2 separate regions of the Homo sapiens genome follow, and region 1 is linked to region 2. A link is a loop called in an ENCODE intact Hi-C map of the cell type or tissue named here. Cell type or tissue: IMR-90. All regions are shown on one strand.

Region 1 (8,000 bases), 79 kb after region 2:
TTTATTTTGGGTTTTTTTTTGGTATTACTCTTATTTTCTATAGTTTGTTTTTTACAGTGACAGTAAATATTTTCTGTTTTTGGAAATTTGTCAGATTTGTAGACAATAAAAAAGAAAATTTAATCTGGAAAAAATTATGGGAAATGTCCTCAAATGGATATCACTTCCTTGTCTGAAGAGATAACATACTAAAATAGCTGGAACCTAAACAGCTGCAGGTCCATGGCTCCATCTCAGGAGTTCATCCTGTGTTCGTAGAACAGTTGTGCGTGGATCATATGCGCATGTGCGCATGCACACACAGGGAGACGTGGCAGACCTCGTGTGGAGGATCTGCTCACAGAAGCTGTTGCTCCCCATGTAGTTGGCTGGTCAGTGCCCCTCTTTTGGGGCATGGCTTCTTTTCTTGAGGAGGTGGCACTTACTGGAAATGTTGTGAAACACTGTTTTTGCTGTGTCCTCCAGGTCGGATCCGCACAAGACGGCAAAGCTCTGGGAGTGCCACCAACGTCGCCTCTACACCTGATAACCGGGGCCGCAGTCGCGCTAAAGTGGTTTCACAGTCCCAGCGTAAGAAACATATTTTATGCTCTTGCTTACCTCAGTTTTATTCAACAGCTCATTCTGCAGTTGAACATTTTACAATCTCTATATTGACTTCAGAGGGAAAAACACATTTTTTGTGGCTCTGAGATACTGTGAGTAATCTTACTGTTTGTTGGGTAAGCTTAAAAAATGAAACATTTCAGGCATACATTTGTCTCCTGTCCAGGTGATTTACATTTTGTATTGTTAAGCATTAAACATTAAAATGTAGTTTTTCGCCCTCCTTTGAAGCCTGTCAAATTGTAGCTTATCTGTTCTGTGACTCATTTTTGCATTGATAAGGAATCCTTCTGATGTAATTTTAGAACAGTACGTGGGCAGAAAACTATTAATGCTATGTTCTTTCCAGTGGTAAATAAGTAAATCCATTAAAAGCTCTCCCCCTTTAATTCTGTGCTCTAACATTTGCAGCCCGCACCTCTCTTCCTGCCATGTGGGCTCTTGCTTTGCCTAGCTGCTTCCATGATTGCGTCTCTGTATATGTGAAGTCAGTTGGTTTGTTAGCCTTAGCCATGAAAGCAGCCACAGCTGGAATGAATTTATTCTGGTCACACTTCAGATCCTCACTTGGTGTCTCACTTTCCAGCCACACATAAACTTTAAGGGGCCCACCTCCTCTTTTAAGGGGCCCGCCTCCTCTCTATGCATGTCGAGTAGAGCTGGGTAGCAGAGTGCTCCTGGGCAAGGTGAGCGTGGGAAGGAAGAGTCTTCCTGTCCCCAGGAGCTGCATGCGGTCCCACAGCACAGCACTCACTAGCTGACATTTGCCTGCCTCCTTTGTGGCCCAAGGAACTGTCTGTCTGTTGTAGAGAGTGATCAGTCTGCACCAAACCTTAAGAGCTCCCTTAGTATAGAAAATGGCCTTGTTCAACACCTTCTGAATTTAAATTCTTTTCCCTTTGATAACTGCAGTCCTCATGTTATATAATTTCTGCAAAGAAAGCAGAAGATCAGTTATAGTGCTGCCTTTGGTGAGGCTACAGAACCTTCCTGTGGCCTAGGTTGTATTGTGTAGTGTGATACACTACAAGCATGGGTTTCAGTGTCAGACAAAACTGGGTTTGCATCCTGGCTCCAGTGTGATGTTGGGTGAGTCTTTTAACCTTTGTGAGCCATTGTTTCGTTGTCTGTAAATTGAGTGATAACAGTTCCCACCCTCATGGGGTTTTAATGAGGATTTAATGAGCATTAGGAGCCTAACATGTAATAGTTAAATGGACGCAAGCTTTATAGTCATAGTTGTTTCAGATCAGCAGACTTCCATCCTAGCTGAAGTTGAGCCTCCTTGATCCCTGTCTACTTCAGTAGGTTTAGGAAAGAAGGCTAGGAATGGATTTACATGATGAGGGATGCAGTTCAGGATAGATTGAGTCCGTTAAGACCAAGAATGCCCTCCTTAGTGTAGAACTTAAACTGGATTTTCATTCAGATCCAGGGTGCAGGTGTAGCCCAGAAGTGTCTGTCGTGGGAACAACTTCTTGGCTCTGGTTATTCTGTTGAACCCTAGTGATGCCTGGAGACACAAAAGGATATTTGACTCATACATATGGGTCAAATTTTACTGCAAAGGAATTCTTGACAAAAAGTGTTCAAATCTCAGAATCTAGGTCAATATAATGAAATTAAGCCAAATAAAAAATGCCTAAGCATGTAATTTTGCAGTGTTGCTTCCCTCTGTGGGGGTTGAGGGTTGAACAGTATTTTACATATTTCTTTCTAATGCTGTTTATCAACACTGGGGTCTTTGGGGTTCCCTGCCCCAGCTAGGTCAATGCTGTAATTTTCTCTCCTATATTGCAGGTTTTAGGAATGTGTAGGTTACCTTGGCAGGTGGTGAAGATTACAGTTCTTTCTCTAATAGTGATTAGGGTGATAATAGAGCTTTAATTTTTCAGTCTTATAAAAATACTGTACCTAGCCTTGGGGCTCCCCTTTTAAAATTCCTTAGTTTTACTTCACTCACCAAATCGTACTCAGGAAGAGTGACCACACTAGCCAGTGATCAAGCCTATACCTTAAGCTTATGCATATAAATTAAATATTTAAAAAATTATTTTAATAAGTGGTAAATCTAAGTGTATATATCACAAATGTAGATATACTAGTATTCATAGTCCTGATTTAATACTAAGTAGGCTTCATTAATATTAGATTTAGGGCCCTTAATAATTGGCATATTTTAAATATTTGAGGTTTATGGGAAGTCAGGACAGGTGAAACTAGTTAACAGCAGTTTCTTTCAGTTAGTTGATGTTTATTGAGCACTTACTATGTGGTAAGCACTTTTGAAGATGGTAGTGATACAGAGATGAGTAAGTTACAATCACTTCCCTCAGGTTGCTTAAAGCTAGAAAGCAGATGTGAGCCTGGCACATTGTAGGTTTGAAAGTGTTTTATGAACAGATCTGAAATAAATGCTAATGTAGAATGACAAAGATAAACATAAGTACAAAAATAGGAGGAACAAGTCCTAGGAAATATAGCTGTTTTGCTAATGTATTTGTGAACAAAGACCTTTGTGTTGTGTTGCATGCTGACCTTCTGTATTGTGTTATTGTCTTTTAATCCACTTTTTGCCTGTCCTTTGGTCTGCTCTCATAATCAAGGATCCAGATCTGCTAATCCTGCTGGTGGTAAGCCATTTCTCTTCTTGCCTTTTTTTGTTGTTGTTGTTGTTGGCATTCTCCCCGACCCCATGTTCCTTGCACAATATTAATTTCTCTCTTTATTGTAAGCTTAGTTAATCTTTCTGCGTTTTTCTTTGTGTTCAAATTCTAGAGTTTGAAATGGATTTCTTTCCCCTTTATACATAGTTTAATAGTTTATATAGCTCAAATTTTATGGGTAAAATTAATAGGTCCTGAGACAAATTCTTCATTGGTTTTTATAATGATTTTTCACTTCAATTTTTAGTTAAATCATTATAAACTATTAATTTTTGTGAGTATTCACCTACGTGGTTCATTTGAATGATGGTGGTTTTGATTTATATAATATGTATTTTTAAATAATATATATTTAAAATAAACACACATATAAATTTACAGGTAAGTGTTGCTTCAAATGCTTTCTTCCTCTGGGTCATTCTATTCTAGTACATAGTAAATGTATACTTTATATTTTAGAATGTATTGCCTTCTCTACTTAGGGAGGTAATCTGTCAATGCAAATGATTGCCATTTGAGTGTATTGGTGTGATGCTTAAAATTTTGTTGTTTCCTCTGAGAGAGAATTAGGTCCCACAAGAAATAGTAATATATGTATCTAGCTACTTACCTATTAATAAAAATTATCAGCCATATTATTTGTTTTTAATTTCCAGTTTTATTGCATACTTCTCAGAGAATGTGGTCCATGTTATTTCTACTGTTGTAGATTTTTTTTTGAGATTTACTTTGAGGCTTAATACACAATTTTTATTTTTAATATTCATGTGTGGAAAGGTAAAAAGAATATGTGTTCTATCTGTTGGGATATATATGTGTATGTGGGAAGTGTGTGTTTTTATACATACATATACACACACAGACACAATTTTGACTGCTCTGTCAATTTCTGTGAGGTATATAGTTTCTCAATATTATTAGTCTTTCCGTGAGGTCTTTCGGTAAGTATGGCTTTTTCCATTTCTTCCTGTACTTTTATCATTTTTTAGTTTTATATTTCAAAACTATGTTGTTTGGAGCATAAAGGTTTGTGATTATTAGATCTTCATGGACAATTATTCTTTCATAAATATTAAATATCCTTCTTTGTCTTTTTTAAATGCTGTGTTTTATTCTATTTGTTTTTGTTTGTGGTGTATTGTTTGACTTTTAAAAATACCAGACAGCTGAATTTCATTTTATTTTACTTTGCATTTTCTTTTCTTTTCTTTTTTGTTCTTTTTTAAGAGACAGGGTCTTGCTCTGTTGCCAGGTCTGAAGTGCAGTGGTGTGATCATGGCTCACTTCAGCCTTGACCTCCTGGGCTCAAGTGATCCTCCCACCTCAGTCTCCCGGGTAGCTGGGACTAGAGGCATGTACCACCATGCCTGACAAATTTTTACAATTTTTGGAGAAGTGGGGTCTCCCTGTTGTTGCCCACACTAGTCTCAAACTCCTGGGCTCAAACTCCTCCCACCTTGGCCTCCCAAAGTGCTGGGACTACAGACATGAGCTACCAGCCCAGGCTTGTTTTAATCTCTTTTAAATCGATGAATTTAATCCAGCCACATTTATTATGATTAACTAATATGTTTGAGCTTCTATCTTATTTTGTGATTTTTATTTACCAGGTTTCTGGTTATTTTATCCCCCTACTCCCTTTTATATCATTTGTCAGATTAATAGAGTTTTCTTGGATTCATTTTCTGTAGCTAATGCTAAGAAAATTGTTATAGTTCTACTTCTGCTCTTCTAGCAGTGACACCTAAAATTTTTAACATAATCAGCTCTTACAGAATTAAAAAAACAAAATAAGAATAAACACCTTTGTGACATTTGTAGTTATTTACTGTGGAATAAGGAGGCTATTCCACCAGTAATTCTTCTAAGTATATTCTTTTATGATATTCAATTGTCTTTTATGCTCCTACATTTAAAAAAATTACTACCACCAAATAAAAATTTATTTTTATATAAAATTGTGTATTTTAGCCAAATTAATGTGTAAAATCTGGCTTTTGAAAGTATTATAGTTCATTCCTACATTTACATCTATTATTCATTGTCATTTTGCTTCACTTTTAGCTGGCAGCCGGTCAAGTTCCCCAGGAAAATTGTTGGGAAGTGGTTATGGTGGACTTACTGGGGGCTCCTCACGAGGCCCACCTGTGACACCGTCTTCAGAAAAGCGAAGCAAGATTCCCAGGAGCCAGGGATGTAGCCGGGAAACAAGTCCAAACCGAATAGGATTAGGTAAGGATTCTCAAAGATCTTGGAATACCATTCCCAGCTTGGTCATAGTTTTGATTATAATCTAATGACTATGTCTAATGTAGGAAATATAGATCTATTTTTTGAACTGAGGATGTCACTTTGCCTGGGTGTGCTTTATACAGATTATGGCATATTGAGGTTTCAGTTAGAAAAATATATGGGACTTAACCCTTCAAATTGATGGGAAGGAATTATGTCATTGTAGGCTTTTGTGTTTTGCAGTCATTGTACAAAGCACTGGAATTGGGGAAATAGCAGGGTGTTTCCCCCACAATTAGAAGCAGTGTTGCTTTTCATTTTCCTTTTACTGATTAGCACTAAGTAGACATTAACCTATATGAATTTTTCAAAAACAGCATTTAGGGTCCACATTTATTTTAATTCTGATCTTCTCTAATCTAATTGGTGAAACTTATGGTGAAAAAATATGCATAGTTACTTTTGACATAGATTTGTTTAAGCATGAAAGCTAGGAATTGATTAAAACCAATACATAATATTTAGTTTTGTGTTACTTAGTTTCTTTGTAATAGTGTGTAGAATCATGTGAATTACTGTCAGCCGCTTAAATACCTTTTGTTCCATTTAAAATCTAATTCATACGCTAACTTTTTAAATATAAAATTTAGAAGTCTTTGTGATATAATACAAAAAATCTAAATTCATACTCTATGACTTCTTTACTTCCTAAGGGTAAAATGTATTAATATAAAATCAGACTACTGTATTCTTAAATTGTGTTGGCTTATCTTTCTCATTTATTCATTTATCTCATCAACAGTGTTTACTGTGATGTACCAGGCACTTTGTTAGACCTGAGAATTAGAAGATACATGAGATAGATTTAGATTCTGACTTCAAAAAGCTTGATATCTATTGGGGAGAGGTGGAAATGTAACACAGTATGACGAATACTATGACAGGGTGCTTCACATAATCAAAACTATGACCTAAAAAAGGAGTATCTTAGACCCTTGGCCACCCCAGATTTCTTGCTAGGGGAGGCTGCCCAGAGTAGATTCTGTTTTCATGAAGTACAAAATGGGATTGGTCCGGGTGGGGAGATGAGGGGAAAGGTTTCTAGAGGAGAGAGAAGCATCTGCAGAAGCAGTCAGGCAAGAGGCAGCCACATGTAATTCATTTGGCTGCTGTAAAGGAAGTCAGAGTGGGTGGGAGTTGGGGGCAGAGACTGGTAGAGTCCAGCTCATGAAAGTCTTTGAAGCCCACCTTAGCTACGAGAAGGCAGGAGAAGATATTTAAGAATGGATAAGATTTGATTTGAAATCCTATTTCCAAAGCAAGTAGAAAGTATTTCTTGGTTTTAGTAAATCTCTATGATGCCAACTTTTTATTGGCATTGCGTAGTGTGGTCTCTTAGCTGACAAGTTATTTGGGTGTTGATGTGGATACAATCATAGAAAAGGTCACAGCTGGAATATCTGAATTTTATGTCTGATGCTGTAACATATTTGTGTTTGGAAAATGCATTTGATTTTAAATCTAGGTGTTATGTTTTAGCTGTCTTTTTCCATAGTTAATTGTTTAAGTTTATAGGATGTCTGTTTGCAATCCATGTTAGTTTTATACATTTAAAGATTCTTTTCTGTTTTGAGATTTTTTTTCCTTTTATATTATTAAAGATGCCATTTTAATCTTCTTCTTGAAATTGGGAAATAACCCAACTTCATTTATCTAACATAATTCTAATGTGTTCCATGGTTTTAACTAGGAAGTTTGTGTTGTGTGTAGTTGAAAAGACAATATTTTATATGTTTTTAAAACAGTTATTATGGAGCATCAGTAGGAACTTAAGCCTGTTCCCTTCCAAAGAGTTATTTGAAATATTATTTGAAGAAAGTTATTTCCTTGATGCTAATTAAAGGGATCAGTTACGTGTAGAGCTTTGAGGTCATACATATAGTTTATATTAAAGAAGATATTTTCTTTAAATTTCCACACATTGCGAGAATATATGCATATAAAGAAATCTATATGAATAAAATGTATTTTCATTTTTTTCCTGTGGTATTGCTTAGAGATTGCATTTAATAGGGTGGCAGACATAATAGCATTATTCAGTAATAGATTATATATTACTATTATCATTTAGTATATACTGGATATATGCCTGTGTTTCTTAACATTTGACTCATTGTATAGCAGTTTTCAATATAATTGTTGAAAAAAAGAGGAGGAACATCTTTTAGGAATATTTTCTATAATTCCCAAACCAACAAATTCAACAGTTTTAATGATAGCTAAACTAGGTTTGGAATTTGCACTGAGAATTAATCGTAGTTATCTACAAATCGTGTTTGGTTCAACTATGCCTCTTTTTGTTTGAAATGATACTTCTTAACAAAATTTTCTTTTTTCATTTGTTTTAAAACTGATGCCAAGGCTCTTCTTTGGCATTTAGATTTTCTTAAGCAGAACAGCCTGTAATTCCTATTAAATATTCAAGAAGCAAAATAT
Region 2 (8,000 bases):
AGTCATTTGAAATCTTTTTTTTAAATTAAAAACATTTTTTTGAGGCAGAGTCTCACTCTTTTGTCCAGGCTGGAGTGCAGTAGTACAGTCTTGGCTCACTGCAACCTCTGCCTCCTGGGTTCAAGCAATTCTTGTGCCTCAGTCTCCCAAGTAGCTGGGATTACAGATGTATACCACCACACCCGGCTAATTTTTGTAATTTTAGTAGAGACGAGGTTTTGCCACATTGGCCAGGATGATCTCAAACTTCTGCCCTCGTGTGTTCCACCTGCCTCAGCGTCCCCAAGTGCTGAGATTACAGGTGTGGTCCACCGTGCCCGGCTTGAAATTTATTGAGGCTTATTTTTGTGGCCTGGCATGTGGACTCCTGGATAATGTTCCATGTACACTTGAAAAGAATCTGTAAGGCAGGCCCAGTGGCTCATGCCTGTAATCCCATCCCTTTGGGAGGCCGAGACGGAAGGATTGCTTGAGCCCAGGAGTGCAAGACCAGCCTGGGCAACATGAGACCCCGTTTCTACAAAAAAATTAAAAAATTAGTTGGGTGTGGTAGCGTGTGCCTGTGGTCCTAGCTACATGAGACGCTGAGGCAGGAGAATCTCTCCAGCTTGGGAGGTTGAGGTTGCAGTGAGCTGGGATCGTGCCACTGCACTTCAGCTTGGGTGACAGAGAGAGACCCTGTCTTAAAAAAGAAGAATCTGTATTCTAATATTGTTTGTTTGAATGTCTTATAGATGTTTGTTCTAGTTGGATTATAGTGTCATTGAAGTCTTATTTTCTGGTTGATCCTCTTTCTGGTTTTTAAAATCCATTAAGGAATGTACATATTGAAGTTTCCAGTTAATACTGTTGAATTATCTATTTCTCTCTTCAGTTGTCACTTTTTGCTTCCTGTATTTTGGGCTCTGTTCTTAGGTGCATATATGTTTATAATTGTTATGATCCCCTGAGCACTGACTCTTTTACTATTGTAAAATGTCTGTCTTTGTGCACAGAGAGAAGTTTTGTCTTAAGGTCTGTGTTACTTGTTATCACTATAACCATTCTAGCTCTCTTTTGTGTACTGTTTGCATGAAATATCTTTTTCCATCCTTTACTTTTCAACCACTTTGTGACTTTGAATCTTAAGTGTCTCTTAGACTGGGTGTGGTGGCATGTACCCCCAGTTCCAGCTACTGGGGAAGCTGAGGCAGGAGGATGACTTAAGCTCTAGTTCAGCCTTGGCAACCTAGTGAAACCCCATCTTTTATAAAAAAAATAAATACAGTGAGTCTCTTGTAGACACTATAAAGTTGAGTCTTATTTGTTTATGCAGTCTGACTTTTTTTAACTTTCCATTGGTTTAATCTATTTATATTTAATGTAGTACTGGCAAGGTAGAATTTATGTCTGCAGGTGTGCTATTTATGTTCTATATGTCATGACTTGTTTCTTTGTTCCTCTGTTACTGCGTTATTTTGTGTTAAATAGATATTTTCTAGTGTACTACTATAACTTGCTGTTTATTTTAGTTTTTTGGGGGGAATTATTCGCAGTTGCTCTGGGGCTTGCAATTAACATCTTAACTTTAAACAGTCTAGTTTAAATTGATACTATTTAATTTCAGTATTAAAAACTTCTACTTAGCTCTGTTTTCTTCTTTTTTTGCTATTGTCATGCAAATTACATCTTTATACATTATAAGCCCACCAGTGCATATAGTTCTATAATTATTGCTTTATGCAGTTTCTTTTTAAGTTATGTAGGACAAGAAAAGAGCTAAGAACAAAAAATACTTTTATACTATATTTTATATTTACCTATGTAGTTATTTTTACTTTTTTTTTTATTTCTTCATGTGGATTTGAGCTGTTGTACAGTGTCCTTTCATTTCAACCCAAAGGACTGTTGTTTTTCATTTATCTGGTAATATCTTAAGTTCTCTTTTGTTTTTGGTGAATAGTTTTGTTACATACAGAATTCTTGGTTGATTGTCTTTTTTAATTTCAGAACTTTGAATATATTATCTATTCCCACCCTGCTCCACTCTGGCTTTCATGGTTTCTCATGAGAAATCAGATATTGACCTTTTTGAGGATCCCTTGTGCACAATGAGTGGGTTCTCCATTGTTGCTTTGAAGATTTTCTCTTTGTCTTCTCTTGTGACAGTTTGGTTATTGTGTCTAGATTTGGATCTCTTTAAGTTTATCCTGTTTGGAGTAGCTTGTTAAATATATAGATTGTTTTATATCAAATTTGTGAAGTTTTTAGCCATTATTCTTCATATATCTTTTTTTGATAATTTTTCAACGTGGTAGATGCCTGAGGCAACGATAACAACTAGGGCAAAGTATCTGACCCAAAAAGTCCTTTGAAAAGTACCGTATCTCCTTTTCTTTTTTCTGTTTTCCTGGGACTTCTGTTATGTGACTATGTTGGTACATTGGTTTTGTAAGATGATCTCTTAGACTCTGTTCATTGTTTTTGTTTGTTTCTGTTACTTAGGTAGGATATGGTATCATTTGACTGATCTTCAAATTTGTTGATTCCTTCTTGTCTCAGCTCAAATCTGTTGAACTCCTCCTGGTGAATTTTTAATTTCAGTTATTGTATTTTTCATCTCCAGAATTTCTGTATGGTTCTTTTAAATATATTCTTTCTGTTTGTTGTTTTTCTCTATTTGGTGAGACATTGTTCTTACACTTTAATTCTTCAGAAATAGTTTTCTTTAGATCTTTCGACATATTTATATTAGTTGACTTGAAGTCTTCATTGAGTTAAGGCAATGTATAGGTGTCCTTAAAAATAGTTTTTGTTGACTGATTTTTATTTCCTTTGTATGGGCCATATTTTCTTGTTTCTTTGTCTCATCATTTGTTGTTGAAACTGGACACTTGAAATAATATATTGTGGCAACTCAGGAAATCATATTCTTTCCCCTCCCCAGATTTTTTGTTGTTGCTTTTTATTGTTTTTGTTGCTTATTTTGTTCTAGTGACTTTCCTGAAAGAATTCCTTAAAGTCTTTGTTCTTTGTTATATGTTGCCACTGAATTCTCTGGTTGGTTAGCTTAGCGGTGAGCTAATGATTGAACAGAGATTTCCTTAAACATGTTGAACCAGTAAGTCTCCCAGCCTCTACTGACTGGCTCTGTGTTTTGGGGGCATGCTTTCAGTGCTCTGAAAGGTGTTTTGCACCTCTGTCTTCCTTTTTACTTCCTGCTTGTTCAGAGTGTCAAAGTCAGCCAGTGGGGACATTAGAGGCTTCAGGGGTCTTTCCTGGGCCTGTGCATGTGCACAGCCTTGCACATATACGTGACCTCCCAGGTTCCCAGGAGTATGTCAGTGTTTTCAAAGTTTGCTGTGGACATCTCAATTTCTACCCCTCCTTCCCCCCACCTTTTTTTTTTCCTATTTTTGGTCAGCTTCTTTGCCCCAGTTGTTATTTCTGTCTTGGGTATCCGCCATGTTGAACAGTTGTCACTGGTTAGTTTTGATCATCGCCTCAGGGAAAAGGCCTCTAACATTGAACAAGCTCTAAGTCAGGTCAGATAAAGACAAGCCCTGCAACTGGGCTTGCAGGGATGTGCCAGATAGGTGGAATGATAGTTCTTTGGGAATGGGGACTTTTAGGGAGCTCCAGACTTGGGAACTTCAGCTCTTTCTAGTGGCTGCCAGGCTGCTGGTTTTCACACTTGCCATGATGATAAGTTGATTTGGACGGTTTTTGCCAATGTTTTCTTTGCTTCTTTGAAGCAGATTTTCAAGGGTCCTTATTCTGCCATTTTAAAGTGCTACTCTCCTGTTTTATGATCACAATATTTTCTCTTATCTCTTTGGAAGCACTAATGACATTTTTAAAAAAACTTTTTCTTTCTCTTTAAAATCTCTTCTGTCCTCCAAGTTTGGATTTTTAAGTATGTGTTTATGTTGATTTCTCTTTTTCATGCTAGAAGCTCTGAGTATATGGATGCAGCTTATTGACTGAGATTGCCGTGATTAAGTATTTGCTTCCAGGAAATTATTTAAAATTTATATATAAAATTTTCTAGGAAGGAACTAATTTGAACTAAATCTTATAGTAAAATAAATTCTAATTGGATTGAAGAGTTTAATATGGAAATTTAAATTCAGAAAAAATAGAGGAAGATGGTGGTTGTCAAACCAGTAAAGAAATTTATTTTAAATGGAAATCCAGAGATTTAAAATAAAACAATTTAGTGGCCTCAGAGGGTAATCATTAGTTATGTATTCAATGTCTTTGAATATATAAAACTCATCCTTTTAGATTTGTGTGAATCAGTAGGTCCCAAGAGAGACATTTTATATTTTTGTGCTCAGAGCTAGCAAACAAAAACCAGTCCTTTCATTCCTAAGGATGCTTTGTTGGTGTTAGACTGTCTCTTTAGGTGGTAACCTTGATAGGAGCTGTTGTAGCAGCATTAATGAGCAGAGAATGAGGGAGCTAGTGAGGCAGGAGAGTAAAAGCGGAGGGAATTCTGAATTAAGGTGGACATACTAGTAATAGTTATGTTTATAGTGTTCTCATACCTAGTTGTTCAGGCTTGCCAGGTCGTGGGTAATGTGACCACAGTGAGAATGCCTCACCACTGAGAAAGAATCTGCAGACTCGTACACAATTACCATTTAGAATGGTGAATACTCTCCCAGGAATGAAAGAAATACTTGCCTTCTTCCAGTAATTTCAGGAACAGCCAGACTAGAGGTATACCTTGGCTCTAACTTGCAGACTTGCAGACATGCTCACATCAGAGGGTGTGGTTGTGACACAATCAAGTAGTGCCTTAGTGAGGGCATGCCCTGGCAACCGGTGTCATGATATTATTTATGAGTTTGTCAAGCCATTGGAGATCTTTGTTACTTTTAAAAAGGGAAGATAATGGAAACATCATAAGAAACACAATCATGTAAGGCATCTTTCCAGTTCTTTAGTAACTGCTGGATTTGAAAGTGAGTTATAGTTTTATTCATATCTGGTCCTGAGGTGGCAATTGGAGTTTTATTCAGTGCCAGCTTTAACGAATGGGTAGTGGCTGCCTGGAATAGTTTTGAGAAGGATTCTGAGGGAACATCTGGGCTTGGTGGAAAGATGGCTTGAAAAGATTGTTGGTGTCTCCTATGGAATGGGGGGAGGCAGTGCATCAGGCTGGTTCATCCCCCTCATTTGCTGATGTGTAATTTTGTCCTCTCTGTTACTTAGAGCATAAGCTCCAGAGGGTAAGAACTCACTAGCTCGGTGTTGGGCACATAATGGGCACTCAAGTATTTTTGAGTGAATGAACAAATGAATGAACTAACACCAGAGCTTGTGTGAATACCTACAGTTTTCCAGAGTGAGGAGTTAGGTTCCAGCTGTCTAACATAGTGATGTAACTCTCCTGAGTGAGTGTCTGCATGGCATACATAGTGTTTGGTACAAATACCAAAAGAATGTAGCTCACATCTCTACCCCTAAGGAGCTTCCATTCGCTTGAGAAGAAAAGGCAAACATATTTGAAATGATGAGAGCTGGCAGGATAGGATGGTGTGTTAAAAAGCACTTAAAATGTCCCTAAAATTGAATGCACAGATACATTGCTTTGGAATCTCAACACTTACTCCAGTATACCTGTGAGAAAGCCTCTTTTTTCTTTCTTTTTTTTTTTTTGAGACGGAGTTTCGCTCTTGTTGCCCAGGCTGGAGTGCAGTGGCACGGTCTCGGCTCATTGCAGCCTCTGTCTCCCGGGTTCAAGCAATTCTCCTGCCTCAGCCTCCCTAGCAGCTGGGATTACAGGCACCCACCACCACACCCAGCTAATTTTTTGTATTTTTAGTAGAGATGGGATTTCACTATGTTGGCCAGGCTGGTCTCAAACTCCTGACCTCAGGCGATCCACCTGCTTCAGCCTCCCAAAGTGCTGGGATTACAGTAATGAGCCACCATGCCCGGCTCAAGAAAGCCTCTTTTTTCTTAACTTTTTCTACTAATTATGATTGCATTCTCCCACCTTTTCCTTTCATTTTTGGTGTCACTAGGATGGAATATTTAGACTGGTTAAGGAATTTTGCTTTAATTTAAATGCCAAGGTGAAATGATCCATTAATAGAAAATAAATGTAATACAGATTTTTTTTTAAGCTGAAGATTATCCAGTCACAGCATTTGTTTCTAGAGAAATCATTTATAGCATTTTTGGATTAAGCATGAATCACAGCAATAAGCACAAGCCTTTGTAACGTACTATTAGTGCATTTTGAAAAGCTCCATCCCAAGTTATTGATAGTCTGCGCTAAGAAAGAAAGAGGAGAAACACACACTTCTCATAAGATACACATTTTGTGTAGAGTAGTCAGTAATGTCAGAGAGCAGGGGCTCTGGATTACTACTCTCAGGGCTAGAATCTCCACCCCACACCTGTGTCACCTCAAGGAGATTAAATGAGATCTTTCAGATAGACTTCTAGGCCCATTCTTTACCCATAGTAAGTGCTCAGTTATTGTTGGCTATTGTTAATGTTATTGATTGAGTCACTGTTTTGTTACTAGGTGGGTCTGTACCATTGTTTTTTTTGATGGGGAGTGGGGATCAACTTCACATTAGCATTTTAATATAATTGGCTATGAGCAGTGATGGTTAATAGTTTGTTTACATTTTTCTTTCATACAGGTTGAATGTAATTTTTACAAAATTTGATGAAGTCCAGAAATCTGGAAACATGATACAATCTGCAAATGGTGAGTAGAAAAAGCAATCCCTACTTTTGCTTTTTCAGTTTTACATTCGCATCATTTATGTTATATGTGAAGAGCTGAATTAGGTAATTTAGTAAGAGTTTCTAAGTCTTAAAACTTAACCTCCATTCACCCAGTTTTCCAGGCCAGAAACAATGCAGTGAATCATCACTGACTTTCTTTCATAACCTGTATTGAATTTATTAGCGAATCCTGTTGGCTTTACTTTTAAAACTGCGTCCTGAATCCCAGGAACTCTCATCATCACTGCTGCTGTCTTCCTAGCACAAGCTGTCATGGTATTTTACCTGGGCTCTTGTGTTTCCCTCCTAAACAGTATCTTTTCTTCTACTGTTTCCCCATGCCTAAAGTCTGTTTTTCATATAGCAACCAGAGTAATCCTTTCAGAATACAAGTCGGGTGGTGTTAATCTTCTTCCTAATCCTCCAAAGACTTCCCATCACACCCAGGCTACAATTCACCAACTCACCATGGCCCACTGGGCCTTGCGTGATCTGGCACCCACCGCCATTCTGATGTCATTTGAATCGTTCTTTGTGAAATTTCTCTTTGCTCTAGCCACGTTTGACCTCCTTGCTAATTTTGAACATTCTGAGCATCTCCTGCTTCAGGACCTCTGTGCTTGTAATTCCTTCTGCCTGAAGTATTTGCCCTGTGGGTATCATTATGGCCTCATCCCTCCTCCCTCATACAGTATCTCACTTCATACAGTATCACTGCATTACTGAGGCCACCAGAATAGCATGTCCAGGGTTCTGAGGGAACGCTCTGTGCCCTCACCCTGTTTGAGTTTTCTTTGCATGTATCACTAGAAAAATATGTGTTTACTCATGAGAGCAGGACCTTTACTTTATTCCCTTTATTGTTCTTTATTTTTTTTCTCAATGAGCATAAATTCAACGCCTTGAAGAGTCCCTGGCTTGTGATAGGTGTGCAGTAAGTATTGTTGAATAAATAAAGTAATGATTTTGATGTCAATTGTAGTCTATTGTTGCCAGTTCCTGTATTCCTTTCACTATACTTTGTGATGATATTTGAGAACTAGTGGGTAATTCTTGTGATTCCAGAAGGAGAGGAAAAGACAGGAGTGAATTACTCCTGTATGAAGGAAAAAATATCAAAAAGTTAATTGCTGAGAAAAACTTTTTCTAACTCTGGATACCTCATTGTATCATAGCTAAGCTATTTTAGAATTTTTAGGTATCTTAGATTACAACCAGTACTGAATTCATTAATCCTGTTGGATTAACTTTTAAAACTGCACCCCGAA

Evidence for each region. A loop is a pair of places that touch in the nucleus more often than their neighbours do. Peaks named below come from ENCODE experiments on the same cell type or tissue, not always from the same donor. Only the 100,000 strongest peaks of a DNase experiment are listed, where the experiment ranks them.
Region 1: it touches region 2 in a loop (2.2-fold over the local background); 2 of 110 quality-filtered maps call a loop at or near these places.

Annotation. Positions count from the first base shown.
Region 1 is chr2:121,422,643-121,430,642 of GRCh38, reverse strand. CLASP1 (cytoplasmic linker associated protein 1) reads left to right here. Exons shown (of 41, transcript NM_001395891.1): 20 at 466-570; 21 at 3,213-3,239; 22 at 5,337-5,504. Among named protein-coding and RNA genes, the nearest start is that of CLASP1-AS1, 100 kb to the left of the region's middle. RefSeq lists an enhancer at 1-1,160. In IMR-90, no CTCF peak of the experiment used is centred here; no DNase peak of the experiment used is centred here.
Region 2 is chr2:121,501,879-121,509,878 of GRCh38, reverse strand. CLASP1 (cytoplasmic linker associated protein 1) reads left to right here. Exons shown (of 41, transcript NM_001395891.1): 8 at 6,645-6,712. Among named protein-coding and RNA genes, the nearest start is that of CLASP1-AS1, 24 kb to the left of the region's middle. In IMR-90, no CTCF peak of the experiment used is centred here; DNase peaks (open chromatin) are centred at 4,608 and 7,468; H3K27ac peaks cover 413 bases.